Regions from separate parts of the Homo sapiens genome. Here all the other regions are linked to region 3. A link is a contact called in ENCODE Hi-C or POLR2A ChIA-PET data. All regions are on one chromosome and are shown on one strand. The core of a region is the stretch at or near the end of the contact, and the rest is flanking DNA. Distances in the headings are between cores, read along the strand shown. Region 1 holds the start of LIN7A (lin-7 cell polarity scaffold A). Region 2 overlaps LOC105369867 (a long non-coding RNA gene). Region 3 holds the start of PAWR (pro-apoptotic WT1 regulator).

Region 1 (2,700 bases), core at 10-2,509, 1.2 Mb after region 3:
TAACCCCACAGGGGTGCACCAGTGAGGCCCCGATCGCAGCGGAGGACTCCATCCCTGAGCTTGTGAGGGCGTCCTGGGGAGGAAGCGAACACTTTCCCCGTTCAAGTCAGAGAGCAGGACTCACTGGGTGGCAGGTCAGAAGTTGAATTTTAACCCGACCTGCGCTTTGTCCCCGCGCCTTCCGCAGCCTGGGCGCCGCGGTGGCACCGAGCTGGGAGAGGACACGAGAGGCTGGCGCGGGAGAAGCCGAGAGTTGCTATCGACCGGGAGCTGCCGGCGGCGGGAGCAGACGCGACCCTCGCCGCTTTCGATCTCGAAGCCGCGGAGAGCCGATCTCGGCTGCTGGGGCTCGGCTCCCCGCGCTCTGCCTTGCCCTTTCGGCAGAGGGCAGCTCCCTGCCTGCTGCAGCCCCGCCACTGTGCGCCCGGCAGCCCAGGGGTGCGCCCAGCCCGCCCCCCGAGTGGCCGCCGGGACTCCAGCAGTTGGACCGACCCTCGCCCTCCGGCGCCTGGACAAACTTCCTTCCTCCCGGGCCCCTGCGCCAAGCAAGCTGACAGGCGGCTCCCTCGCCGGTCTCCTCTGGGCTCTGGCCGGGCGAGCTTGCTCTCTGCCCCTCTCCAACCCCGAGCCCCTGGCGCCTATAGCCGTCCCCGCGCAGCGGCTCCAACAAAGCCAGAGGACCGGAGACGACCCGGCGAGGGGCTGGGAGTGGCAGCGGGGACCCCAGAGCCAGAAGGAGGCGTCCCCTCGGCGGGGCGAGTACAGTGGGAAGGGGCAGCGGGAACGTAGCGGGGAGAGAAAGGGGAAGAAAGTGTTCTGTTCTCGGCGCGAACGCCTTCCTGGCTCGTCCTCGTTCCCCTTCTCCTCCTGCCTGAGCGCGTCCCATGTCCCGTTGGGAATTGGCAGGCGGGGAAGGGAGGAGGGGAGAGGGGACGCGGTGGCCTGGCGAGCGAGCCGCTCCCTTACCTCTGTCCAGGGTGAGCGGCTGGACCACTGTCAATGTCGCCATGTCTGCCGTGGGAGCCGAAGTGACGCTCGGCTTCAGCATCAGCAACCGCTCGTAGTGAGAAAAAAAGGAGGAGATTGGGGGCGGGGGTGGAGAGGGAAGACGGAAAGGAGGGGGAGGAGGGGGAAGGAAGGAAGGTGGTGGTGGTGGAGAAGAAAGCTTGGGTGGGTTGGTAGCCAGATGGAGACGCAACTGTTCCGCGGCGGCAGATCTTCAGTTGCGGTGCGGAGCTGAGCAGGTATCCGAGAGCGACTGCATCGCCGGGCTCTGGGAGGGAAGGCTCTGCCCTAGAACTTTGCTATTCCACCCCCAGGAGCGCTGGGTGGGTGTAGCTGGCGGGTTGCTTCCTTTCAACTTTCCACTCTAATAAAATGGTCAGAATATACGTGTGTGCATGCGGGTGCGTGTGTGTATAAGGGGAAGAGAGAGGATGGAAAGGGGATATGGGGAAGGGAGTGGGAGATGAGTTTTCTCAGATTAAGAGAAATTGCCAATCCAATAATCCCATCCCCTTTAGAGAGAAAATGCTTCCATTATCAGAAATGTTTGGGATGTAATTACATTTGCAGTTAATTTCTGTTGAAGTTTTTCGGAATGTTGACCTATAACGGCATATAAAGATAACTGACTAAAGGCCAGCGTTCCATCAGTAGATGTTCATTTAGGACCTGAGTATATTGCCTGGAGAAAAAAAAAAAAAAAGGCAAACCTCTTAAAAGTGCTTCAAAATAAAAAACGTGTAGGTAAGTTTCTATCGCTAAGTTTTTCTTTTTCAAGCCACTGTTAATACATTACCAATTCAGTAAATGTAGCTTAGAAACAAGTACAGTGTTCAGATTTTCTCCGAATTTTTTACATACCACATCCTGTAAACATGCCCCACTCCCCCTCACCCACCCAGCAACAAAAACTTTGCTCTTAATGTCCAAACTGATTTTGGTTGTCTATGACTACGTTTGAAAAATATGTACCTAGCACTTTTCATGTTGATTTCTAACCAGTGGTTCAGAGATGCCACTTATCGATTGATTAACATATATGCCAGGAATTGAGATAGAAGAGTTACATTGCCTTGTGCCACGCCTTGATTTAGGAGTTCAATTTAGTCTCCGACTTCCTGTAGCCTGTAATCTAGTGGGAGATGGTGTTATTAAAAACCTGACTTTAGAGTCAGTTGATCAGGATTAAATTACGAGAGCCTTCAAATACTGGCTGTGACCTCTTCGCCCCAATAAAAAGGCTACTTTCACTATCTTGTCATAGTAGGGATTCATTTCCTGACTACGAAATCAAGAAACATAAAGAAACCTTCTATAAGCTGAATAGGGGTGACTGTGGGTGCAGGATTGGAAATGACAAAGCTGCCTCCATCTTGTTTCCTGTGACAGAGCTGAATTGTTTGGGCTAACAATAAACTCTAAAAGGCAGATACTGTTTTATAGCAAAATATTTGCATATAATTGATGCCATTTTCTTCTGATTACAGATAGGATTTCTGAAGGTCTTTTTCATTTTATAGTCTACAATTGAATTTTAAAAAACAACATTTCACCAATGTGGGAAAGCCAAAGATGATTGGCCATATATAGACTTAACAGACCCTAAGAACAAACCTAAAATAGTAGTTCGATATGTTTATTTTTATTTAGTATTTAAGAAAGAATGCTGATCTTGACATTTGAGTCTTAGTCATG
Region 2 (2,700 bases), core at 194-2,693, 1.0 Mb after region 3:
AACCAGCCAGTTGGAGGGCAGTAACAAAATACTTGGCTAACCATACTATACTAGAGACATTTGTTTATCTTAGCAAGCTAGTAACACCAAGCACCACTATAATTGGGGTCATCTGAATATCATGATTCATTGCATTTTTAAAAGAATTAAACATCATAGGAAAATCATTCCATATATTTTGGATTTTGAACATTTAAAATATTAGTTGTTTTAGCATCATAAAATGTTTATATAATATTTTCTTTGAAAAAGGCAATATATACATAATATTATATTGTATTTATATTTAAATAAAAAGTAACAAAATTTGCATTCTATCATATGACATTATGTAAAATTTTGTTCATATAGAAAACAAAAAAGTAGGGTTTGATTTATTGAAGCAACAAGGAATGGATGATTTTTTTTCCTTCAATCATAGCTGAAATAATTTGTGTTGAATGTTGTTTATGTGCTAGATACTGTATATTGGATTTTATTGACATTATTTAACCTTTAAAACAATATTATAAAGTAATATTATTTCTATTTTATAGACTAGTTAATTAAAGCTTAGAAAAATTATAAAACATGTCCGATGTCAAATGATTAGCAAGTAGTAGAGCTGGGCCTAGAACTTTGTCTAATATCAAAACCCATATTTATAATCACAGTAATTTTTTAAATAAAAAATCTATACTTTATATATCCTGCACTCTGTACATTGTTCTTATTTATGAATAGATGTATGTCAGTTTCTATGGGCTTTTTCTGGGAAATAGAATGACAAACTCATTCTGACTTGACCAGGATTTCCCCAGTTTTAGCACTGAAAATCTGGCCTCCTGGGTACCTGCTCAGTCCTAAGCAAACCTATGCCAGTTGGCCCCTCACCAGGAAAGAATACTTAACCTGGAAAAAATTCTAATGGTTTCCAAATTTTAATCTTAAATTCAGAAATCTGAATAAAAGCGGGGGGACGGAGGTGCAGAATTATGAAGAAGGCTTCATGTTTTGCACTGAGGAATATGTGTTTCTCAGGGAGAAAAGCATTCATTGTCACCTTCCCTGGAAATTATGCCTGAGAATTAAGAAATGAATAGCAGCCTTCTTAAGTGTCGTTTTGCAGCTAGTACATAACTGAATACAGATTTTTGGAATCAGGAGTGAGAGCAAAGAGCAAAAATGTGTTTCTTGAATTATCTGAAGAGCAGCCTCGTTGGTTCCCCCTTCGCTTGTTCTAGACTCATTTCCTTGGTGCTGTTTTTAAAAGGGTGCTCCATGGTGGGCCTGGAAACCGAAGCCCTTCCTAATCTAGGTCCAGCCCCATTTCTACGCATAACTTCTCACTGCCACTTACTGGAGATTGCAGAAGATTCGCCTTTAATATCTTTCCTTTTCCTCTGCTTGGTTTATGCCCCTCCCCCAGGTTCTCTGAAGTGACTCAGATGTTCTGTAGGTCTAAGTGCAAAACTATTTTTACCACAGCGTTTGGGAATCTCTGGGCACAAACTGTCTGCCGATTAGGTAAATTACAGGTGCAGGAGCTCATGTTACTCATTTAGCTGCCACAAATTGAAAGCACTAATCTGCCTCTTCTGAGTTTTGCCTTTCAGTCAGCGGGCTCCTCCTTTACCTTCTATTCTTTATGGCTACTCTCCGCCCTTGCTGGGTGACCCTTCGTCCTGAGGGCTAGCCTGCGTTCTGTTCACTCTGTTTCTCTCCTCTCTCTCTTCTCTCCGTTCTTCTATACCCTTTTCTTTCTTCTATTTTTCATAGTTGAAAGAGTATAATCATCGTCTATCCGGCCCTCAGTTCTGCTTTATCAGCTGTGGCTGAAACTGCTTTCTTTGAATCTGACTATGTAACCAAATTCCCCAGCTATCACCCACACAAATCTCTTCCCTAGTCTCTGACAGTCATCTATGTCTGTTTCTTCCTTGAGCTTTTTCTGACTGTCACCATCATCCTGTTACTTTCCAAAGGCTTTTCAAAAAGCTTGAACTTTGTTCCCTAGAAATGCCACCACAATACCTCAGGAACTTCTGTTCCCAAACCATCCTTTTCTCAAGCTTCCTGTTCAGGAGTGACTTTACTGTTACACACTCTTAGAGAACTACATTCCTTTCTTTCAAAGTTCCTAATTCGGTTATTCATTTGTGTGACTTTTAATTAGTATCTTGTTCCCCAGTAAACTGGAAATTTAATGAGGGTATAAATACATTAAGCTCTGCTACTAGAGCGACTAGTTTCAATATTTTCACCTTGATTAACACAAATCCCCAAATTTTTCAGAAACATCTTTCTCACCAAATCTAGGTTTTTCAGTGAATTCACTATGATTCTTTCCATCAGAGGCCTTACAAATTGAGTAGGAGAATTAATATTTGCTGAGTGCATATTTCATACCATGGGCTCAAAATATATTATTTAATTTAGTGTGAAAAGAAAGCCTATGATATGTGTAATGTATATGCTTTTTGATCTCTAATAAAACTGTGGCTAGAAACACATACTTAAGAATGGCTAGAACACAGATTCTGTCTTTCCCCAAAGGTCTCTTCTCTTTCTACCATATATGCAACATTTCCAAAGGCTCATAGCTAAAATCCACTGATGTGAGCTAGCCATAATACTTTCCTTCCCACTTCTTCCCACAGAAAAGAATTGGGAGGCACTCAGGCTTTTTTGGGGGGAAAAAATCATTTGCAAATGAATAAG
Region 3 (2,755 bases), core at 115-2,614:
AACTCGGTGAAGGGACAAGTACGAGCCAGGGGAGGTAAACTCTGCGCCCCGGGTAGCTCCCAGGAGGAAGACACCGGGAGGCAGCTGCCCGCCCCGGCCCGGTCCGGCTGCGGCCCCCGCCCGGCTCACCTCTGCGGCAGGGATGTTGACCACGCCGGTGGAGCGCCGCTTCTCCCGCAGCTTCCTCTTCTCGATCTGCCCCTTGCCTTTCCTGGCACTGGGGCCCGAGCTCTTGCCCTTCTCTGGGACGCCGTCCGGCTCCTCCTCGTCACGCTGGGGCGGCGGTGCAGCCGAGGCAGAGGCGGCTGGGGGCTCGTCCTCCGACCGCCGCGGGCCGGGGGCCGCCCGCGTCAGCATGGCGGAGCCGACCGCGCAGTTCACGCCCCCGGGACCGGGGACGGCAGGTGCGGCCGGCGCGCCGCCCGGGAGGTTGTTGTTGAGCTCGTTGGCAGCGGCGGCCGCCGGGGTGCCCAGAGCCCCCGCGGGGGGCTTCCCAGCGGCGTCGCTGCTGCCCCCTCCCGGGGGGGCCGGGCCCGGGGGGTTCTGCTTGGCGCGCATCTTCTCGCGTTTCGCCTTCCACTCCTCCAGGAAGTCTGTGGTGCTGCCGCCGAGGCCGCTGCTGGTCCGGTAGCCACCGGTCGCCATATTCCCAAAGGGGCCGGTCGGGCTCTCACCTCAGGCCGCCCACCAGGGCTCCGGCCGCTGCCTCCTCTTCCTTCCTGCGGCCCCGAGGATGCCAGGAGACGACCTCCAGGAGAGGGACGGCCGCCGCTCCCACAGCAGCCGGCGGGGCTGAGGTGAAAGACAAAAGGGGGCGGGTAAGGGAAGCGTAAGATCCCCGCCCGACCCAAGGGTCTGCCCCCGGGCTGCGCCCCTTGGAGTCCTCGAGCGCGCCCACCAGTCACTACCGGCCAGCAGCCGCCGGGTCCCCACCCTGCAAAGTTTCTCCCACGCACCTACAGTACGGACCCCGACGATCGCCGCCCCTAGAAGGGAGGAGAGAGGACTGACCCCACCCCCAAGTCGGCCCGCCCGCCCCATCCCCACCAAGGTCCGCGCCGGCGGCGGTCGAGATACTAGGGCTAGACCCGCCACCTGTCGGCTCGTCGTATCGCCTGCTCCGCGCTCTAGCCACCGCCGGTCCGAGGTCCCCGTCAGCTACAACCCCACTCCCAAGGCGAGGCGCGGAGCTCCTAGCCGGTTCGCAGAGGAGGCGGGGACCCAGCTGTCCCGCCGAGCGTGGAAAGGACCGGGTGTGAGCGAGCGCCTTACCTTGGAGGAGCTTGTAGGGGACGAGGCGTAGGGCTGGGATCCGGCTCCCAGGTGTGCCGAAGCTGGCGCGCGCTCTTCCGCCGCGCGGAAAGTGCCGCGGCAAACTCGCGGTGCGGAGCTCCAGGCAATCCCAGGACAGGAGGGAGGGAGAAGAAGGAGGGAGGGAGGGAGGGAGGGAGCCAGGGGCGGGAAGGGAGCCGAGCGGCGCCGAAGCACGAGCGGAAAAGGCCGAGGCGGCGCGCGAGGGGCGCGGCGCGCGGTGGGAAGGGTCGTGGCCGCTGACGCCCCGCCCCCGGCGCTCAGGTGCGCGGCGTCGCGTCCGGCCCGCCGCTGCAGCCTGCCCTGCGCCAGCCGTCCTCTGCCCCGCTCCCGCCGCAGACCACAGCGCGCCCGCCGCGCTCCGCCCGCGGCCTGCGAGTTAGACGGCACATTCCTGGGCTAGCAGCTTCGCGGCGTCCGGCCTCCCGGCGCCTCCGACTCCGGGGCGGGAACGGCACTCCACGCCCTTCTTGCTTGTCTTCTCCGCCTCTCTCTTCTCCCACCACTCTTCCTTTTAAGTACAAGACCGTATTATTTGAGAGAAAGTCTCGAACGCTGCTGGCTAAGGGGAAAAGTGCGATAACTTGTGATGATTCAGGGAATGACTAGACAGGATGGGAAAATACCCACGTGTCTCTTTTCCTAGTCGCTGCTCCCTTTTCAGATGTACTAGGGCAGCGGGCAGGAGAATAGAAAGACCTGAGACAAACCCAGCACCCTCCTTCTAAGAAAACTGCGGTGCCCTGGTGAAAAGGGTTGGCTAAGAGGAAGGACTTACTAGTATCTTAGGGTTGCGGGAGAAAAAACTCAGTTCGACAGTTTATTGTATTGGCGATTCCAGTCTTGGAGTTTTCCCCTTAACCCTGTCTCTGCCTCTCCTCTTTACAGAGAATGAATTTAGCAGCAAAGCTCCCTACCAAAGTACTAACGCTGCACTGATGCTAATTTGAGATGAGCTGGGGCAGTGATTGTCTCTATTTTTTCATTATTAACATGCCAGAGGCTTATCCTCTGATGCAAGTCATCTGAAATTTCTGGATCAGAGCGGGGTGGGCTGTCACTGACGCACCTAAGACTGACCTTTCTATATCCAAGTAATGTCAGGGCACATCATTGTGGGAGGCTACAAATGCCAGGTCTCCATTTTGTAAAAAAGTAGGAGAGCCCTAAGTCACGCTCTTACCTAACATAAACCTTTCTTCCTACTTAATATTCCTGTTTTGCCCAGGTAGCACATGATGAGTGAGCAATCAGTGTTTGCCTGCCACAGAACTGGGAACAGAAGAAAGTGATTCACATGCTCTATATTTCTCAGGGAAAGACAGTTTTGGTCTTTGGTCTGGCTGTTGTGGGAAACGTATGGCGAGAGCTCTGGAAAAATCCTTAGAAAATTAAAAGCTTTTGTTGGGAATAGGTCTAAAAGGCTGAGCGGCTGTTTACCTAA

What was found. A loop is a pair of places that touch in the nucleus more often than their neighbours do. ChIA-PET counts read pairs that join two places held with the same protein, here RNA polymerase II (POLR2A). Pooled maps may share reads with other maps.
Region 1: a loop to region 3 is called in a map with no recorded cell type, with 5 times the contacts of the local background. The contact joins the promoter of LIN7A here to the promoter of PAWR in region 3. A Hi-C loop is called at or near these places in 4 of 37 single-sample maps with no recorded cell type and 3 of 50 pooled maps. POLR2A ChIA-PET finds 5 or more read pairs at or near these places in 1 of 52 experiments (IMR-90).
Region 2: a loop to region 3 is called in a pooled map, with 3 times the contacts of the local background. The contact joins the enhancer-like site here to the promoter of PAWR in region 3. A Hi-C loop is called at or near these places in 2 of 50 pooled maps.

What each region holds. Positions count from the first base shown.
Region 1 is chr12:80,936,675-80,939,374 of GRCh38, forward strand. LIN7A (lin-7 cell polarity scaffold A) reads right to left here and starts at 1,260. Exons shown (of 6, transcript NM_004664.4): 1 at 967-1,260. The coding sequence starts at 1,048. RefSeq lists a silencer at 388-597.
Region 2 is chr12:80,701,573-80,704,272 of GRCh38, forward strand. The region is part of intron 1 of LOC105369867 (a long non-coding RNA gene); the gene reads right to left. Among named protein-coding and RNA genes, the nearest start is that of MYF6, 4.7 kb to the right of the region's middle. RefSeq lists an enhancer at 1,540-1,599. Within about 2 kb of position 1,444, at least 3 of the 41 ENCODE cell types and tissues checked have a DNase peak (open chromatin) inside an H3K27ac peak, as active enhancers do.
Region 3 is chr12:79,689,600-79,692,354 of GRCh38, forward strand. PAWR (pro-apoptotic WT1 regulator) reads right to left here and starts at 1,365. Exons shown (of 7, transcript NM_002583.4): 1 at 1,273-1,365; 2 at 130-792. The coding sequence starts at 645. PPP1R12A-AS2 (PPP1R12A antisense RNA 2) reads left to right here and starts at 433. Exons shown (of 7, transcript NR_187531.1): 1 at 433-797. RefSeq lists silencers at 73-592, 1,363-1,662.